Regions from separate parts of the Mus musculus genome. Here region 2 is linked to region 1. The links are chromatin loops, found by intact Hi-C in ENCODE. Cell type or tissue: heart. All regions are shown on one strand. Each heading gives the region's core, and the rest is flanking DNA. Links, peaks and the distances in the headings are about the cores only.

Region 1 (9,337 bases), core at 449-8,448:
AACATGGTGCAGGAAGGGCTTAGAAGAGGTGAGCCCAGAAGATTGGCAGGGTGAGCATATTAGAGGCACCTCAGGGCCAGTGCACACTTGGTGGCAGTGAGGAGCCCCTGCAGGCTCCTCCTGAAGCAGCAGCAGGCAGGCAGATTTAAGTGTCTTTGAACATGGGCAGGATTTCTAGGTGCTTGTAATTGGTGGACATGAGGTTGAAGGGAACGGGAGAATTGATAAGGGGCCAACAAAGAACATCATTGTGCGTGTCCAAGTTCATGCGCATTCGTGGGAAATAGAGTGCCATCCCAAGTATCGCCTGTGCCACTACGTCATTACCTTGATGTCCTGTTGCTCAGAGATCTCCGCACATTGCCCCTGTACCACCTTGCCTTCAGCATGTTGGCTGCGTATCATCAGTGCAGTTAGTTGGCTAAAGGGTGTTCTGAGCCAAAGGGTGGACCCCCCCCTCCCAGTTTTCTTCTAGATTCTTCCATTGGCTACTTTCCATGAGAAGAGATTTTCATTGTAAGAGAAAAGTTTTTATGTCATAAAATTGGGCTTAAAGGACTGGAGAGGTAGTTCAGCAGTTAAGAGCACTTGCTGCTTTTCCAGAGGACCAGGGTTCGATTCCAAGCATCTATATCAGTTGATTTAAGCTGTCTTTAACTCTAGTTCTCAGGGGTCCAATGATATATTCTGGCCCTTACAAGCATTGCCTGTGAGTTGTACAAACATATAGGCAGACACACCCTCATACATATACATAAAATGATAAAGTCCTTTAAAAATAAGCCTAAGATATATTGTTTTATAGGTTTTGGCAATTTTATTCAGTGGGTTGTACTGTCTAGAATTTGTATTTTGAGACAAGATTCCTGTGTAGCCCTAGCTGTCCAGTCTGTAGATCAGGGTGGCCTCTAACTCAGAGGCCACCTGCCTTTCCCAGTTTCTGGGATTAAAGGCATCGGCCACTACACCCAGTTTTGTCTAGAATTTTTTGTTTGTTTGTTTTTTGAGACAGGGTTTCTGTGTATAGCCCTGGCTGTCCTGGAACTCAATTTGTAGACCAGGCTGGCCTCAGAAATCCATCTGCCTCTGCCTCCGAAGTACTGGGATTAAGGGTGTGCACCACCACGCCCGGCTAGAATTTTTTTGAATAGAATTTTATGTGTATTGGTGTTTTGCCTGCATGTATGTCTGTGTGAGGGTGTCAGATTCCTTGGAGCTACAGACAGTTGTAAACTGCCCTGTGGGTGCTGGGAAATGAACCCTGGTTCTCTGGAATAGTAACTAGTGCTCTTAATCGCTGAGCCATCTCTCCAGCCCTCTGTCTAGAATTTTTAAAAGCAAATACACAGTTACCAAATTAAAAAAATTTAAACTAGGAGTGGTGGTATAATGCCTGTAATCTCAGCACTTGGGAAGAGGATCAAGAGTTGAGGCTGCCTGAGATAGAGGAGATTATGTTTATAAGCACACAAAAACAATAGTAATACAAAGAAAAATTTAAAAATCTGCCCTCCTTGCTGGGCAGTGGTGGCATAATCCCAGCACTTGGGAGGCAGAGGCAGGTGGATTTCTGAGGCCAGCCAGGGCTATACAGAGAAACCCTGTCTCAAAAAACAAATCTGCCCTCCTGAACAGGTGCACCCTAATGAGAATTCCTGTGTCTTTTCCCAAATCACTTCCCACTGTATGCTGATACAATATTCAGTTGAAATTGATAATATTGTTACACCTTGTTAGTAAATTGGTTTGTTTTTTAAATATTTGGGATTATGGGATGCATCCACAAAGTACAGAGTGTCACCCATCTGTAGCCACAGAGGTTTAACAAATGTTGCCATTTTCTACTGACATCCTGTTCTGGGTTGGTGGACTCTGTAGTAGTCCAGTTACTACAGACCGGCCTAGTAGACATGAGTGCTTTAGGTAATGGTGATGTTCTGCTTATATAATCGATGCAGACACACCATACCCCACTTTGTATGTTTGCCTGGCCGGGGGGGGGGGGGGCATCCTAAGGGGACACCGACGTCTGCCCCCTCTCTCGCCTCAGCTGTGTTACTATCTGGGTGTGTGATATTTTTGTTGCTTGTATTTTGAAGACAAGGTCTCTGTAGCTATGTAGACCAGGCTGTTCTCGAACTATTGATCCGCCGGTCCTGGAGGAGTGACTCTTCTTTCCGGTACAGTGGCTTGCTTGTCCTGATCCCTAGGCTCTCAGTCGTTGAGAAGCTTAGAGAACTAAACTGCAGAAACCTCCCTGGGCCTGGTTCAGGAGATCCCAACTCTTCCCACTTCAGCTGAACTAGAGCCTCTCCACCCCTTTTCCCGGGCCGCGCTAGGGGCGGGGTGCCGAGATGTTTCTGTGACGTCAGCACGCGCAAGACCAATCCCCCTACCCAGGAGACGTTAAATCATTTGCATGGCTCCTCAGTCATTGGTCTCTTCAGCCCTGGGTTGTCCCAGCTGTTTAAAGGCGCCGTCTAACGGAACAGAAAGCGAGCGAGTAGAGAGGCGAGGTGAGCTATGAGGTCATCGCAGGCCTGCCGGGCTTGTGGTGACGTCATCTCCGGGAAGTGTGCTTGCCGAGCTAAGAGCGGTCCTCTCACCTCGGCTGCGTGAGAGGCTGCGTGCCCCACAGAGGCCGCGGCCCTAAGAAGGTAACCTTGACCTGTTAGTGCGTGCCACGGTCCCCGTACCTGGGCTCGCACCGCTCATCACCTGCGACTCGGCCTTGTGGGCTTTGAAGTATGAGGTGGGGGCGAAGAGGCTTTTTTAGCCAGCCTTTCAAGATGGCGACCCGCTAGTCACGTGCCGCCCGCAGGACGCGATTGGCCGACGCGCGGCGCGGGGCGGGGCCTGCGGGGCGGGGCCTGCGGGGCGGGGCGGGTGTCCGCTCTTGCCGCTACTGTTTGCTTGCGCGTCCTGGCGCGCCCCCGCGAGCCGCCTCCCGCGCTGCGCGCCCCCGCCGATCCGAATGTTGTGAATCAAAACGTGGGGCTGGTTCCATCCGGCCGCCGCGGACAGTTCTTAAAGGGCCAGCCCGCCGGAGAGCACAGCTGCGTCCTGCGCCGCCCTTCTCTCGGGCCCGGGCTGGGGAGGCGGAAGACAGAGCAGGCTCGCGAAGGAGCGGGCGCTTCACCGTCCGCACCCCGCATCGCGAACAAAGGAGCCCGCGTGTGGTCGGACGGCTGCCGGTGAGTCGGGCCGGGCCTCTTAACTTCGGACCCGCACCCCGGAACTACGGCTCCCTCGGGGACGCGTTGTTTGCCGGCCTCGTAGGCGTCGATCCCGGGCTGAGGGAGTGGTGGGAGACGGCGGCGGGGCCCCCGGGCCAGGTGCTGCCTGCGGCTACCTAGTCCGGGCCGCTCTTCTGCCTTGCAGAGCGCTGCGGTGGAGGGGAAGGAGCCAACCCCTCCCCCTGCAGCCGCCACTTCCTTTGTTGTTGCTTTTGTCTCACGCCGAGCACATGGTCCGGGATCCTCGGCTCTTAAAGTCACAGCGCTCTAGCCCCAGCGGTGCTGCCTGCCTTTTCCCCTCAGTGTTCCTCCGAGTGCGGCATTACGGAGTAAGGGGAACAACGGAGGCCCCTCCTGAGACAGGTGTACGAGCTTCGGTCCCATCCCCAAGGAGGGGTAGCTTTGGAAAACTGCTGGAGCCCCACGGCCTGCTTTGGGGAGGAGCCTTATCCTCTGGGACTTTGTTTTCCTTCCCCATAATGTGAACACCTAGTTTCTTGTCTGTGGCTTTTTTAGGGGCGCCCTGGGGAGATTTCAGTCTCTATTGTTAATAAGGCTTAGCCGAAACTAAAGGGGTTCTTTAACCAAGGTCACCCAGGGAGTCTAAGCTGGCCAAGGTGTGGTGGTTCCGCCCTAAATCGCCTCCTCGGCCTTTGTGGGAGTTGGGAAGCTCCTACTTAGAGGGAGGTACGGCGAGCATGTAGGGTAGGGGAACTTGTATTCCCACCTAAGCCTGCTCGTCTGCTAGAGGGAGTGAATCTTTCTGCAAACCGACCCTATTCGACTCTACTCAAGGGTTAGAATGTGTGCTTGGGACTCTGTACTTGGCTGGCGGGGTTGTGGACCCATGGGGACAAGAGATAGACTTAGGGGAGTTTACACAAACTTTATGGATAGAGAGCAGTACAGTGAAGAGAGGTGTGGGAAAGCAGTGGTGCTGGTTGACCTTGAGTGTGTTGATTGGTCCAGCTCAGTCACTCTTGCGTCTCTGGGACACTACTCACGCATAAAGATACTACATCTCACACGTGGCTCCTGAAGTACTCTGTAGTTTTCCCTCCGACCACTGTCATTGAGACTACTGGGGCTTTGGGTCTAGGGAACCAGCCAGGAGGACCAATTGTGTTCCCCGTGGTCTAGAACAAGTCCTTGGGGTTTCAGTAACTGAAATGGGTGTGTCCCCTCTTTACCACTTTAGTTTCTGGCAGGAGTTAAAGAACCACCTTTCTGTTCCTCAGGTACACTGCTGGACACCATGCTCGTGCCTCCTTTAGCGCTTAGGGACTTGTGTCTACCTAGGGTAGGGGTGCAGGAGGAGGCCAACCATTCACACCACAGCTGGCCTTCACTTAAGGCTGCCTCTTCTCTTCCCTTTAAAGTAGCCTTTGATGGGTCCCTGAGAGATCGTTCTTAGGTTCCCATTTTTACAGAGGAGGAATCTGAAGTTCAAGGAGAGGAAGTGATGGGCCTAAGACCCTGGCAAGAAGTTGGGGGTGATGCTGTTACCTTTGGCTCCATTGCTTCCCACTAGATGTCCTTCTGTCTGCTGGGTTGGGATAGGCCAGGCATCTTGTTTCAGGTATTTGAGTTTTCCCTGACCTGGAATCTCAAAAGTGGGGGCCTATGTGTCAGGGTATCTTGGAGAGAAGGCCCATTTTCTGACTGAGGAGGGAGAGCAAATGCAGTTGGGTTGTGTGTGTGTGTGTGTGTGTGTCCATCCATCCATCCATTCCTGTATGCTTTAGCCTCATTTCAGAGACTAAGATTTGGGGGGAGTGATTATAACCTCCCATTGTTTACTCTGACAACACCCTGTCATTGAGGCTTCTTCAGTTGAATCCCACTCCTGCTGAGTGCCTGAGCCGGTCAGTAACAGCAGTGAATCCAGCTGGTATACCCCAGGTCTGTGGCTGAGGCCAGGCACTGTTGGGGAATGTGGAGGAAGCATTCTTCCCTGCAGACTTGGAGAATTGGGGCCCAAACTTGGCGAGTCCTGGGTAGAGGAAATGGTTCTGACCTTTGCAGGACCAGCTGAGGTGCTTAACTGGAACTGCCCTCCCTTGCTGTGTCAGCAGGGGGCAGCATTTGAAACTGGACATCAGATGACCATAGGTTTGTTGGCTGAGAAAGAGTGAAAAGACCACCTTGTGGCACAAGGCTGGCTAGTCCAGTGTGATACACTCTTCAGTGTTGCAGGGCCTGATGGGTTTCAGCGTGTTCCTTGCCAAGGCTTCATCCTGACTGAGTTAGTTGCAGAAGCCTGAGGTTGGACCTGCTCTGGGGTTACAAGACATGGGTGTGTACCAGGCCGTGCATGCTGCCAGCTGAAAGCTTCTTCCTAGTCTCTGTGGAGCCTTGAGATACCCTCCTCTGTGAGCACCAGGCTGTAGAGACAGGCTTGAAGCCACCCATTTCCTAGCTTTGACATGTGGAACCTGGGACAGTGAGTCTGTTCTCCCAAGCCTGCTAAAAGCTTTCCTTAGTTGTGGGGTCACACCCGAGTGGGCACTGGAGGGGAGGGCTCGGGAGAGAGAACAAGTTCCAAGGCTGGGAAGCAGGTCAGACTATCTTACCTAGCACTTATCTAGAGGGGAGTTGAGTCCCAGGTCTCTCTGGAGTTCCTCTTCAGCCAGCCACATGAAAGGGGAGCCTAAAGCTCCCCAAAAGTCCCAGCTGCCTGGGGCTCAAGATTTAGCCTTTGTCATGAGGCAGAGGAGGAGCTTACTCCAGCCTGAGCCTCCTCAGGCCAGCTGGCCCTGAAGCATACTGGTCTGGCCTCTGAATTTTTCATATTCTAAGGAGATTTGACCCCATTTCACAGAATAGGAAACTAAGACTAGCTTGTCAGTGTTGGACCCCTGGCTTCAGAGGACCTGTCCAGGTTTTGTTGGTTTCCCAGGTACTAATTATACAAGCAACTGTCTTTTTCTATTCCCCCACATCTTTCTCTAATTACCTCCTAGGGTTGTGAGCCCCGGCACAGCCCCTCCACCTCCCTGCCCTCCTGATGAGACCATGGACTTTGGCAGTGACTAAGTGGCCACCTTCTGCCCCTGTGGGTCACTGGCGAGTCTCTACAAGGCTTAGCAGCAGTCCAGGCCAGCTCTGGGGAAGGTAGGAAGAAGTCTCTATCTCTTAATTCAAGGGCAGCCAGCTTGGCTTGGGTTCAAGGGCAGAGGGGTGGGCCCCAGGGCCCTGAGCTACTTGGCTTCCTAGTGTGGGTCATTACCCTGGCTTCTCTCCATGAATTATAAATGAGTGGTGCCCCTCTATCCTGTTGGGGCTCCTCTGTGTGGTACAGCCTTGGCCACGAGGGGCCCCTGGTCAGCCCACCTGCCCAGGATGAGCGCTTACCCTCCCAGCAGCTGCTGCCCAGACCATCAAACCTCTCTGTAGAGGAGCACCGAGCCTCAGCTCCTGCCGGCAGGAGCCCCCGAATGCTGCACCCAGCCACCCAGCAGAGCCCGTTCATGGTTGATCTCCACGAACAAGTAAGTACAACTACCTCACCCCCTGCCCCCCAACTTATTTCTACCAAACTAGTCTAAGGAGTAGAGGCAGCAGAAATGAGTGTTTTGCCATACTTAGCATATGTTATCCCATGATGTGGATGGAGAAATTGGGTTCCAGAAAGGGGAAGGGTCTTCCCCAGGTTTCCTCCCTCCAGTTCTCTGCTGCTCTCTCCACAGGTGCACCAGGGACCTGTCCCTCTGTCCTACACGGTCACCACAGTGACAACCCAAGGCTTCCCTTTGCCTACAAGCCAACACATCCCTGGCTGCAGTGCCCAGCAGCTCCCAGCATGCTCCGTGATGTTCAGTGGGCAGCACTACCCCCTCTGCTGCCTCCCACCTCCGGTGAGTGAATGACTTCTTCCACCCAGGTACAAGCCACACTGTCCATTCCAGCAGATGTAGTCACAGGCACCCTTGGGAACTGAACCAGATGCTTGGGCAGTATACTAACTTGGCCGCCTGCCCTGGCCCCTTCCAGAGCAACATGTGCCTGTGGGCTTCCACCCAGGTGCAAGGCAGTTTGGAGTTGAGGGACTATCTGTACCAAAGAGCCTGCTGCATGCAGTGGCAGTGGCAGTGGCAGTGGCAGAGATGCTGCAGTGGTGGTGGGACTGAGCTGCTGGAGGCCCAGGGCTAGGCATGCATAGGAACCTGTAGCTGGAAGGTGGTCCCTGGCCTGCGTGGCAAGCATAGGCCCAGCTTCTCTACCTCTCTCAGCAGCTGATCCAGGCGTGCACCATGCAGCAGCTCCCTGGGCCCTACCACACCTACCCCCACCTCATCTCCAGTGACCACTACATCCTTCACCCACCACCGCCAGCCCCACCGCCCCAGCCTACCCACATGGCACCGCTTGGGCAGTTTGTGTCCCTGCAGACCCAGCACCCACGTATGGTAAGTGTGGGAACTGGAGGGGGAGGGGAGTGCAGAGTAGGAAGACCTGAGCTTGTTATAACCAGCTGGCTGACTGGCCTTTCCTCACTTAGCCCCTGCAGCGGCTGGATAACGAGATGGACCTTCGAGGAGACCAGCACCCCTTGGGTAGCTTCACTTACTCCACCTCTGCCACTGGCCCAGCCTTGTCGCCCTCAGTGCCCCTTCACTACCTACCCCATGATCCACTGCACCAGGAGCTGTCCTTTGGTGTGGTGAGTGGCCGTCCCTATCTGAAGCCAAGCTTGGGCAGTGGGCAGGTGGGCCTGCCAGTTGACCTGCGCTTGGTTCCCTGTGTGCAGCCATATTCCCACATGATGCCACGAAGACTGAGCACACAGAGATACCGCCTGCAACAGCCGCTGCCACCACCCCCACCGCCGCCGCCACCATCTTACTACCCAAGCTTCCTACCCTACTTCCTGTAAGTGCCAGCATAACTGCCCTAGTGCCATTAGGCCTTGTTCTCTGGGGGCCTCCACAGTTCTGGTAGCCCCAGATCCTGAGTATGAACTGTGTACATGGAGGAGTGAGGGTCACTTTGTTCTGCCTCCACTGACCTGCATTCTGGGCCTCCCTCCCTGTCTAGTTCAATGCTGCCAATGTCACCGACCACCGTGGGCCCCACCATCAGCTTGGACCTGGACGTGGATGACGTAGAGATGGAGAACTATGAGGTCTGTGGAGCCCGGGCTGGGCTGGGCCAGGAAGGGGTGAGGTGGTAAACCTATAACCTCAGGCGCTGCTGACCTCCCTTGCCTGGTTGTAGGCTCTCCTGAACCTGGCTGAGCGGCTGGGAGACGCCAAGCCCCGGGGCCTCACCAAAGCAGACATCGAACAACTGCCGTCGTATCGCTTTAACCCTGACAGCCATCAGTCTGAGCAGACTCTGTGAGTGTCACCCTGGAAGCCCAGGGAGGGCCCTCCGCTGCCTCAGCTGTCACTGTGCTGACACTGTGCCCCTCCTCAGGTGTGTGGTCTGCTTCAGTGACTTCGAGGTGCGGCAACTGCTCCGAGTCCTCCCCTGCAACCACGAGTTCCATGCCAAGTGTGTTGACAAGTGGTTGAAGGTAAGGTGGCCTGAGCCGGCTCCTGGGTGTCTCTAGGGGCAGGAGTGGAGATTTTCTCCAAGTCAGATAGGTGGGGGAGGGGAGGTCACGCAATGGGGTCTGATGTGTGGGTGTTCTCCCAGGCCAACCGGACCTGTCCCATTTGCCGGGCGGATGCCTCCGAGGTGCCCAGGGAGGCCGAGTGAGGCTCCACAGCCACCCACGAGATCCCTGCCCAAAGCTCCGGAATTGGGTGGGGGGGAGCAGGGCGTGGCCCGGGGAGGACTGTGAGGGCGGGGCCAGGCCTGTCAGCGTTCCCACCTGCCACTCCAGAGCTGGTGCCAGGGTCAGTCTGGAGAAGCCCCTGCAATAAGCCCCTGCATTGCCAAGCTCCAAAGACTCCTTCCCCAGTCTGCCTGCCTGCCTGCCTGCCCGCCACGGAGCTGCCTGAGTTTCCCCAACTCAGTCTGCTTCTTATCTGCCCCTGGGTCCTTCTTCCTGCTGGCTCTGGGAGGCAGGAGTCCATTCCCCAAGTGTGGTGGCTGGTGTGATTTCCCCAGACCCCAGACGGACAAAGGAATAGCCACCCTGGGTCAACTGGTCT
Region 2 (9,337 bases), core at 906-8,905, 65 kb after region 1:
TCAAACAGATCAATGTGATTTTTATTTTTTGTTTTTCGAGACAGGGTTTCTCTGTGTAGCCCTGGCTGTCCTGGAACTCACTCTGTAGACCAGGCTGGTCTCGAATTCAGAAATCCACCTGCCTCTGCCTCCCGAGTGCTGGGATTAAAGGTGTGTGCTATCATTACCCGACCACTGTGATATTTTTAAACGGACAAATGAGAATTATCAGGTACTCATAACCCTAGTCCCCAAAATGACATAAATTTGCTTCTACAGCTCAGGGTCCAGGCTTTACCTTAAATAAAGAGAATGCGAGTCATGCTCTACTTGCCACATTTTTTTTCCCCCGAGTAGGCGGTACACACCCGTCATCTCTATCCCACAGTGCTAGCTGAGGTGAGCCTGGCCCACATGGGCTACCCAGCGAAATTCTGTCTCATGAACTAACAGGAATGACAAGATGGCTCAGCGGATGAAGGCGCTTCCCGAGGAGCCTGATGACCCAAGTTCACTGCTCAGAAGGATCAGGCCTCATCTCACAAGTTTATTTGAATGTGATGTATGTGTCATGCCATGTGTGCCCCAGACCCTCACAATTTAAGTAAATACAATACATTTTTAACTAAACAAAGAAAGGGGTAAATGTCTTATTTCTGTGCAAGCAGAAAGAGGTCATTTCCTCCTATGGAACATAGGACATCTGCTCCTTTCTCTCTGACCATGCCATTCCTGCCATGGTGGTAAACCACCAGCCCAGAGGCAGTGAACCAAAGCATGGGAGAAATCTACACATATTTGGAAATTCAGGGACACTGATTCCAATAAAAGTAACTTTCCACATACTTACATCAGCTCTTCTTTAAATCTATACACCTATTGTTTTCCAGTAGAAATAGCTCAAAACATAATGTCTACATTATTCTACTCATCTGGTTCCAAAGCAAGCCAGAGCCATGAGTTACACATACACACAAAAGGAGCTTGGAAACATCAAATGGACTGAGAAACACGATTAGTATGCCTTAGAGAATTCTAACCCAAAATATGTCACATAAAGAAACAAATCTCAGACTTCCTGAAATGCTTTACTTTTACTAACAGATTCATTTAGGCTTATTCAGACAGAGTCTCATCCTGTAGGGTAACCTGAAACTCACTATATAGCCCAGACTGTCTTTGAACCTACAGAAATCCTCTGAATTAAACCTCTAAAGTGCTGGCACTGGTGTGAGCAACCACACCTAGCTCAACTGTGATACATAAAATGTGGACACACACTGAGGACTAACTGGGCCACCTTATTCTGATACCCACAGAGAGTCTAAGCACATACCCCATATTGCAAGAGTAGCAAACCCCAAACCTGGTGTTGTTACTCCTGTGTTAAACCTCTCCTGTCTGTGCCTATACAAGCCAGCACAGTATTGACAGGTCTCTGGAATCTGACTCGTTTACTTTCTCACTCCCAAGTCTCTATTTATTACGACAGCCACAGCCACACTCTTTCCCATCACCATATGTGAGCAACTCATTTTCTCAGCTTTCAATACTCTCCTGCCCACCATCTGCTGAAATCCTATTCCTCCTTCAAAGTTGCAAGGCATTGTGCTAAGAGCTCACTCAGCCTTTCAGGCCAGAGCTAGACCCACTAGAATTCCACTAATAGCTTCAGTATCCTTAGCAAATAAATCAAGGAATCTGTTTCCTCACCAGATACCACAGCAGACATAGCACCATTTGTACTTTGTAAAGTGTGTGGGTTATGCATACTGGTCATAAATGATCTAACATTGTACTTAAGGCAGAGAGGTAACAAACTAAGCTACCTTTCTTCCCTCCTTCAACATCAACAAGTTGTCCCTTCCCTAAACTCCAATAGCAAAGACAAAGATGGATGGTTAGATGGACGGACAAATGGACACACACACACACAGACCCCCCAAAGAGCTTCCTGGCACTCTCATTATTCATGTTACATACCCTGGCTTCAACATTAGGATACGAACAAGATGCTTACAAATGTGGACTTGTAAATATATGTACGGCACTATTTGTGTGAATTATCTGACCTCTCATATCTGTTTTCTTCAGTATAAAGAATGGAAGTTAACTATAGTCTCCTAAAGAAGTTTAAGGTTATAATGCTTGACATTTGTACATGTCAAACATTGTCTAACAGAGTCTGAGATGTTGACCCCAGGCTTGTTTACAGAACATAAAAACACAAAATGCATTTTTTCAATATAGTCAACTTGGTAAAACTTGACACTAAGCTAACTAATCTGACCTCAGTGTGACTGACCATGCTAGCCACTCTTCTTCTGATGTCCATGGAAAACAAGGAGATCCTTAGGCACTTTAAACTCCCATATAGTTGCACTCACAAACTTCTAAGTGTATCACAGTTTACCCTCATTTCACAGGTGGCTTAACACTAAGAGCTACAAAGTATAGTCTGCCCAATAAAACCCTGAAAGAAACGCTCTACAAAGCAGTGAAAGCTGTCTGTTTATTCATTCTTTAATGCTAATCTGGTGTCATCAATTTCTCTATGCTAAGCCTACATGAGCAATTTACCACTCAGACACATCCACCACATCGATTAAACATGCATGCGCACACACACAAACATCTCAGCGGTAACACCCGACTCTTAAGACGGTACAGCAGAGGCACTAGAAGCCCAGGGAAGGCCCTGGGAAGGCCATGCTTTAAATGGACACCACCAATTTAATAGCTGAGTAACCTAAGTAAGCCGTTCCCTTTTTGTTTGGAAAAGGCTGGCCTCAAACTCAGCAAAACTGAGATTATAGTCTCAGGCCACACCCACTGATGCTACTTCTTACAATTCATAGCCATCTGTAAGACAGGGCCTGTTACAGTATGGACCCTTTAGGGCTGTGCATTCAAAAAGCTAACATGCTTTAGTCAAGTTCTCACGACATCACAAATATTTAGTGGGCGGTGTCTGGCATTAAGGCTTAGCATAAAAAGTGCTAAAAAAAATCAATATTTAGCACATTTCCTATTAGAAAATGAGTTCTATTGACTTCAATTTATCTGGAAAATGATTATTAATAGTAACAACTGTTTAGGCACATTTTACAGTTTACAAAGTTGTCTTCTTCTTCTTTTTTTTTTTTTGTTTTTTTTTTTTTTGTTTTTTGTTTTTTCGAGACAGGGTTTCTCTGTGTAGCCCTGGCTGTCCTGGAACTCACTCTGTAGACCAGGCTGGCCTCGAACTCAGAAATCCCCCTGCCTCTGCCTCCCGAGTACTGGGATTAAAGGCGTGCGCCACCACTGCCCGGCCCCAAAGTCTTCTAAATACCGTGTAACACCCATAAACTCAGTTTACCTCCTAAAACATCCGCAAGGGAATAGACATTTTGAAGTTATATGTAAGAACTAAGGATACGGCTAATGCCATGGTTACCACCACCCGGGTGGCATCCTCCCACCAGACCCTCCACCTGATTAAAGTGCTTAGAGCCTTTTTTTTTTTAAAACAAAACAAAACAAAACCAGAAACATCCACTTAATGGGGCGGGTCCTGCAGGTTGCCACCCTCCTCAAGCAGAGTCAGCCGTTCAGGAGCAAGCCGAAGGGCAACAAATCCAGTCAGAGGCCTTCGATGATACTTCATGTTACATTGTTTCCTCCAGAGGCGTCCTCCCACATTTCTAGGGCAGGTGCCAGGTCTGTGTGTGGGCGCTTCTTTTCCCCACTACAACCACCCAACACGAGCCCTAGGGACCACCGAGAGACCCCCAGCAAGCGTCGGTGAATAACATGGGATGGTGGTGGTCTGCGGTCCAGCCCTGCAAGCTGATGCCAACTCTGCGATTGGGGATCTGAGTTATCTCTAGCACATCCCCACCAATCGATGGGCGGAGAGGGTCTGGCGGGTTAATCAGGCCGGCAAGGATTGCAGACCAGCGACGCTACGGGAAATCAAGGCAGCTGACCCACTGTGGTCGAGCCCGGCTAGCAGAGGTGGCTGGAAGGCTGAGGACCCACAGAGGTTGGGCGCCGGGGAAATCCGGGCAGTTGGCGTCTGGGGGGGAGGGGGCCGCCTGCGGGTTTGAAACTGGTCCCAACCCCAACCTGAGGATGGTTTTGCGCTCCTCTAGGGTCCCACTCCCCATCCCGCGGCGGCCTGGGCTGCACCGAGAACTCGCTGCTACCTGAAACTGCAGCAGCTTCTCGGTCTGCTCCTGAGTTAGATCCTGCTCCTCAGGCGCCGCCATTTTGCCGCCGCCTCTACGCTCCTGACCCGTCCGCACCGTCACCCGCCGGAAGTGATCTCAGGTGTAACCACTTCCGGCCTGAACCGCCGCCGGGACTCAACTGCGTCTGCGCGCGCTAACTCGCGGGCACCCTCCCCGCCCCCTTCCGAATCTCGCCACCAGAGGGCGACGTTCGCGTGTCTAGGCCGAACAATTCAGGACCCTGCCGATCTATCTCCCAAAGATCTAAAATTGATGAAAAGATGACAGACCCCAGAGGGTCAGTGTACCTCCAGGAGCTCGAGAGAGTCCCGCAATTTGGCTGCTCCTTAACCGTTTTTTTAAATTATCTACGATATTCTTGAAGATTTCTCAGGAAACGATTGCTTTCACGAAATAGCGCCAGTTTGATACTTAATCCTTTCATAAAGTTGGTCTGCCTTATTAGGGGAAACAGTGGTGAGGCTTTGTTGTCTCTTGCTAGGAGTGTCTGTAACCAGGTTAATGGTGCTTCCCAGACACTCAGCTCTGTACCTCGTCCAACCTCATGCCCAGGCCACTCGCCCTTCATCCCTTTGACAGACCAAAGATAAGATAGTTGGTCTGAGTCAAGGAAACTTGACTTTAAGTGTGTATGATTCCTTGCATACGAAGGGTATCCTGGAGCAAGCCACCTAGACTCTGTTACTTTTGGTTGAACGCGATTGACTTAAAGCCTGCCCATTCCTCCTTTGCCTTTTCCTGGGCACACTGCGGTGGCCAAGACTTGAAGATCTTGAACTCAAGAGCAACCTGCACTACATAATGAGACCGTGTGTCAAAACGACAACAATCAAAGGAACAACACACACACACACACACACACACACACACACCCCGAGTGCATTTTATTCCTAACCTTTAGGCCCTTCTTAGCCTAATATTGTCCAATAAAAACGTGAGCCACACGAGCAATTTTTTAATAGCAGCCATACTAGGGAGAAGTGATGTTCTGCTGATGGGAAACTAAATTATTAGTTCATCCATTACAGAAATCAGAATAAAGACTCCCCTCACAATTAGTTAGAACTGTTATACAACCCAGCTACACCAGTTCTGGTGCACACTTCCAAGAGTCAAAGTCAGTTTACTATAGACATACCTGTAATTCACATACTTACTGATATGCACAATAAATCATAGACTCAGCCTAAGTGTCTACCAGTAGATGAGTGGACAAAAAAAAAAAAAAAAGTCTGTATATAGCAGGGCATGGCAGCACATACCTTTAATCCCAGTACTCAGTTGGTAGAGGCAGGTGGATCCCTGAGTTCCAGGTCAGCCTGGTCTACAAATCAAGTTCCAGAACAGCCAGGGCTACACAGGGGAAACCCAGTCTCAAAAACAAAACAAAATTCTAGCACTGGAGAGATGGCTCAGCAGTTAAGAGCATTGTCTATTCTTCCAGAGGACTTAAGTTCAGTTCCCAGCACCAACATGGCAGCTCGAAAAAGTCTAAAACTCCAGTTCCAGACATTCATAGGTGCAGGGAAAACAACAATGCACTTAAAATAAAAAAGTTTGCCAGGCGGTGGTGGCACACGCCTTTAATCCCAGCACTTGGGAGGCAGAAGCAGGCAGATTTCTTAGTTCGAGGCCAACCTGGTCTACAGAGTGAGTTCCAGGATAGCCAGGGGTGAGTTTAGAGGAGCTCTGAGGACAACTGGGGACAGTTAGTAATGAATGCAAATTGGTTCTAGGATCCAGGAGCTACGCAAACACTAAATGACTCTGTGATTTAAAGGACTCATTGCTCTTGCAGGGGACCTGGATTTCATTCCTGGCACCTGCATGGTGGATCACAATCATCTGGAGTTCCACCTTCAGGGGATCCGACACCACGTCTGGCCGCTGAGGCCCCCCAGACACACATGCGGTGCACAGACATACTCACAGGCAAATACTCATGTATCTAAAAAATAAAAAAGAATAAATCTATTAAAAGATAAAAAAATGCCTGGAGGTGGGGGGTACAAACTTTAACTCTGAGCACTCAGGAGGCAGAGGCAGGTGAATCGCTGAGTTTGAGGCCAGCCTGGGCTATGCAGTGAGTTCCAGGACAGCCAGGGCTAAACAAAGGAACCTGTCTCATAGGGAGAAGAAGGAGAAGGAGGAAGAGGAGGAGGAGGAGGAGGAGGAGGAGGAGGAAGAGAGGAGGAGGAGGAGGAGAAGAAGAAGGAGGAGGAGGAGGAGGAGAAGAAGAAGAAGAAGGAAGAAGAAGAAGAAGAAGAAGAAGAAGAAGAAGAAGAAAGAAAGAAAGAAAGAAAGAAAGAAATACATTAAAAATACACCAGGAAGGTCTATTTTTTAAAAAAAAGATTTTATGTATTTTATATATATGATGAGTACATGTAGCTATCTTCAGACACACCAGAAGAGGGTGTCAGATCCCATTACAGATGGTTGTAAGCCACCATGTGGTTGCTGGGAATTGAACTCAGGGCCTCTGGAAGAGCAGTCAGTGTTCTTAACCGCTGAGCCATCTCTCCAGCCCTAGAAAGGTCTATTGAAAAGATAAAGACTCCATCACTTATAACAGTCATTTATATCAAAAGAGTGATGTTGAACCCAGTGTCGTGGGATGGTGGGACTGCCTTATTTAGATCTCTCTGATCTACAGTCATTCTCTAGGTTTGGCCTGTAAGAATAATACCCAACCTTTCTGAGTCCTTTATGGTACCTACTGTTCTGTCATAGCCCCAGGCAGTTTCATGTGCATGAAGGAGACCAAGGAGAAAGAGACCACGAAAGCCTCAAGTTCCAGGCCATTTTGCCCATTTTATACTGTGCAAACTCCAAGTTTACCAGATGGATACCCAATCACCTCTACTGTCTTATTTAGCTTCCATTGTCAATTTGATACAGCCCAGAGTCACTTTAAAAAGGGAATTTCAACTGAAGGATTGCCCAGGTCAGACTGGCCTGTGGGTGTGTCCGGGGAAAACTGTCTTGGTAGGTAATGGATGAAAGAGTGCCCAGCACACTGTGGTTGTTCCCAAGCTGTATAAGAAAACCAATCAGCAAGCAGTGTTCATCCTTCAAGATCCCTCTGAGTTCTTGCCCCAACTTCCCTTAATCATGGATCATAACCTATGAGCTGAAGGGAATCTTTTTGACAGAAGCCATCTAGAAAAATCTAAGGCAAGCAAGTGAGTTTTCTGGAGATGGCCCACCATTTTACAAGGCTGTGGTGGGTGAGCTCTGAGATGCAAGGGCACCAGAGACTTCACCCTTCTTGCTTCTTGCTGCCATTTCTGTAACTGTTGCATAACCTAGTGATTCCTAGGCACCTGACCACCCTATTGGGTAAATTTTCTGCAGACCTACAAGAAGATGCAAGCTCATGTAATTATGCTGTATAGACAAATTGATGATTTCACAATTTTTTTTTTTTGGTTTTGTTTTTGTTTTTCAAGACAGGGTTTCTCTGTGTAGCCCTGGCTGTCCTGGAACTCACTCTGTAGACCAAGCTGGCATCAAACTCAGAAATCCACCTGCCTCTGACTCACAAGTGCTGGGATTAAAGACATGCACCACCACTGCCCAGCGATTTCACAATTTCTGATAATGATTTTTATAGAACTCTTAAATTGATACAAATACTCTCTTTATTGCAGAATAAAGCTACAAACAGAGCTCTATACACCTTCACATGTCACAAGCTAGTTGTACTAGGGTAAGAAAGCAGTCTTGGAAACCAATTTGTCATCAAGGAAAATGTTCTTTCTAGGTCAGGTCCAAGGATGAAGCCACAGGTGTGCACTGTGATAAAGCAAGGCCAGGTGAAACTGTTGCTTTGAACTTAAAATGAGCTTATAGAATGAGACACTGCTTTGAACTTCCTATTGACATCCTTCTGTGACTCCCCTTTAGTGTAACATTTTACCTGTGAGGTAATTTTATAAAGAAGCTTTGTCTAAGAAGGAATAAAAAGGCTGAGAGAAGAAATAAAGTGTGGCTTTTGCTTTGGGTGCTCTGCTCCATCCATCAAAGATATATATGCATATGTCTGTTTGTCTACATGTACGTACATACATACATACCTGTATAGGTGTGTGTGTGTGTGTGTGTGTGTGTGTGTGTGTGTGTGTATGCATGCATGAACACTTGAGGAATTGTTGAAATAGGAGGTCAAGCCTGGCCAAAGTGTGTGTATCTCTGTGTGTCTGTGTGTGTTCTTGAATTCTTGCCTTTTTTTTTTTTTTTTTTCTTTTCTCTCTGGCTCCTGAAGAGTTAACTACAAGTCTCTCACCTGGCCAGTAAGGGGCCCTAGAACCAGAGAGAAACTAAGCCTTTTTCTTAAATTCCCTGCTGCCATCAGTGGGAATCAAATTACCAGAAGCCAGCAGCTTTTGTCTACAGAAAGGCAAGGAGTTAAAATCAGAATTGCCAAAGGCAAAACAGTTCTGGCTCTGATCACCACTAAAGCCACTCATGGCTGCCTACCTCAGTCTACCTGGATACTGGGCTGGCCACCAGCACCCTTTCCTCCTCTAAGCTTCGTTTGGCCATGGTGTTTGTTACATGGTGTTGTTTGACACCAACCAAGTTAGAGCATCTACTGTCTAGTCATCCTGGCTATAAACCATCTATCCGCAAGTTATTCACCTCCTTAACCACTAGGAGACATGAACTTACACTGTGTCCTATGCGTTCATTATTCTAGATGTCTGCTGTAAGTGGGATCATGTAACACCCTGCCTTTGTGGCTAGCTTCTTTCACTTGCAGTAATGCTCTCAAAGCTCAATTATGTTGAAGCGTATGTCATACTTTTTATGACTGAATCATGCTGTACTTTCTTGAGTGACCGCAGTTTTCACTCGTTAATCGGCTAATGGACATTTGAATTTTTCATATTTAGATTATTTTGTCGTGTTGTGTTTTGTTTGTTTGTTTTTTCTTTTCTGAGACAGGGTCTTTGCTATTATAAACCAACCTATCTCCAAGCTCCTGATCCTGCTGCCTCCGAGCTCCAAGAGCTGGCCTTGCAGGTGTGTCCCACCATGCCTTGCTTACTGTCGATGACTGTCATTTAACAACCCTGCTGTGAATATTTGTATAGAAACTTTGTTTTGAATAGCTGTTTTGA

The links. Hi-C counts contacts between places; a loop is a spot of excess contacts. Peaks named below come from ENCODE experiments on the same cell type or tissue, not always from the same donor. Only the 100,000 strongest peaks of a DNase experiment are listed, where the experiment ranks them.
Region 2: a loop joins it to region 1, with 4 times the contacts of the local background. A loop is called at or near these places in 11 of 42 quality-filtered maps.

The regions. Positions count from the first base shown.
Region 1 is chr13:54,681,351-54,690,687 of GRCm38, reverse strand. Rnf44 (ring finger protein 44) reads left to right here and starts at 2,880. Exons shown (of 11, transcript NM_001146026.1): 1 at 2,880-3,194; 2 at 6,200-6,350; 3 at 6,613-6,727; 4 at 6,926-7,093; 5 at 7,469-7,645; 6 at 7,738-7,899; 7 at 7,987-8,108; 8 at 8,274-8,361; 9 at 8,454-8,575; 10 at 8,655-8,754; 11 at 8,877-9,337. The coding sequence starts at 6,244. The coding sequence ends at 8,939. In heart, for the core only: a CTCF peak has its summit at 5,312 (motif pointing right); DNase peaks (open chromatin) are centred at 2,507, 2,897, 3,447, 3,967 and 2 weaker places; H3K4me3 peaks cover 4,031 bases; H3K27ac peaks cover 3,212 bases.
Region 2 is chr13:54,616,733-54,626,069 of GRCm38, reverse strand. Faf2 (Fas associated factor family member 2) reads right to left here and starts at 4,286. Exons shown (of 11, transcript NM_178397.3): 1 at 4,167-4,286. The coding sequence starts at 4,229. In heart, for the core only: CTCF peaks have their summits at 4,388 (motif pointing right) and 8,871; a DNase peak (open chromatin) is centred at 4,309; H3K4me3 peaks cover 2,361 bases; H3K27ac peaks cover 1,746 bases.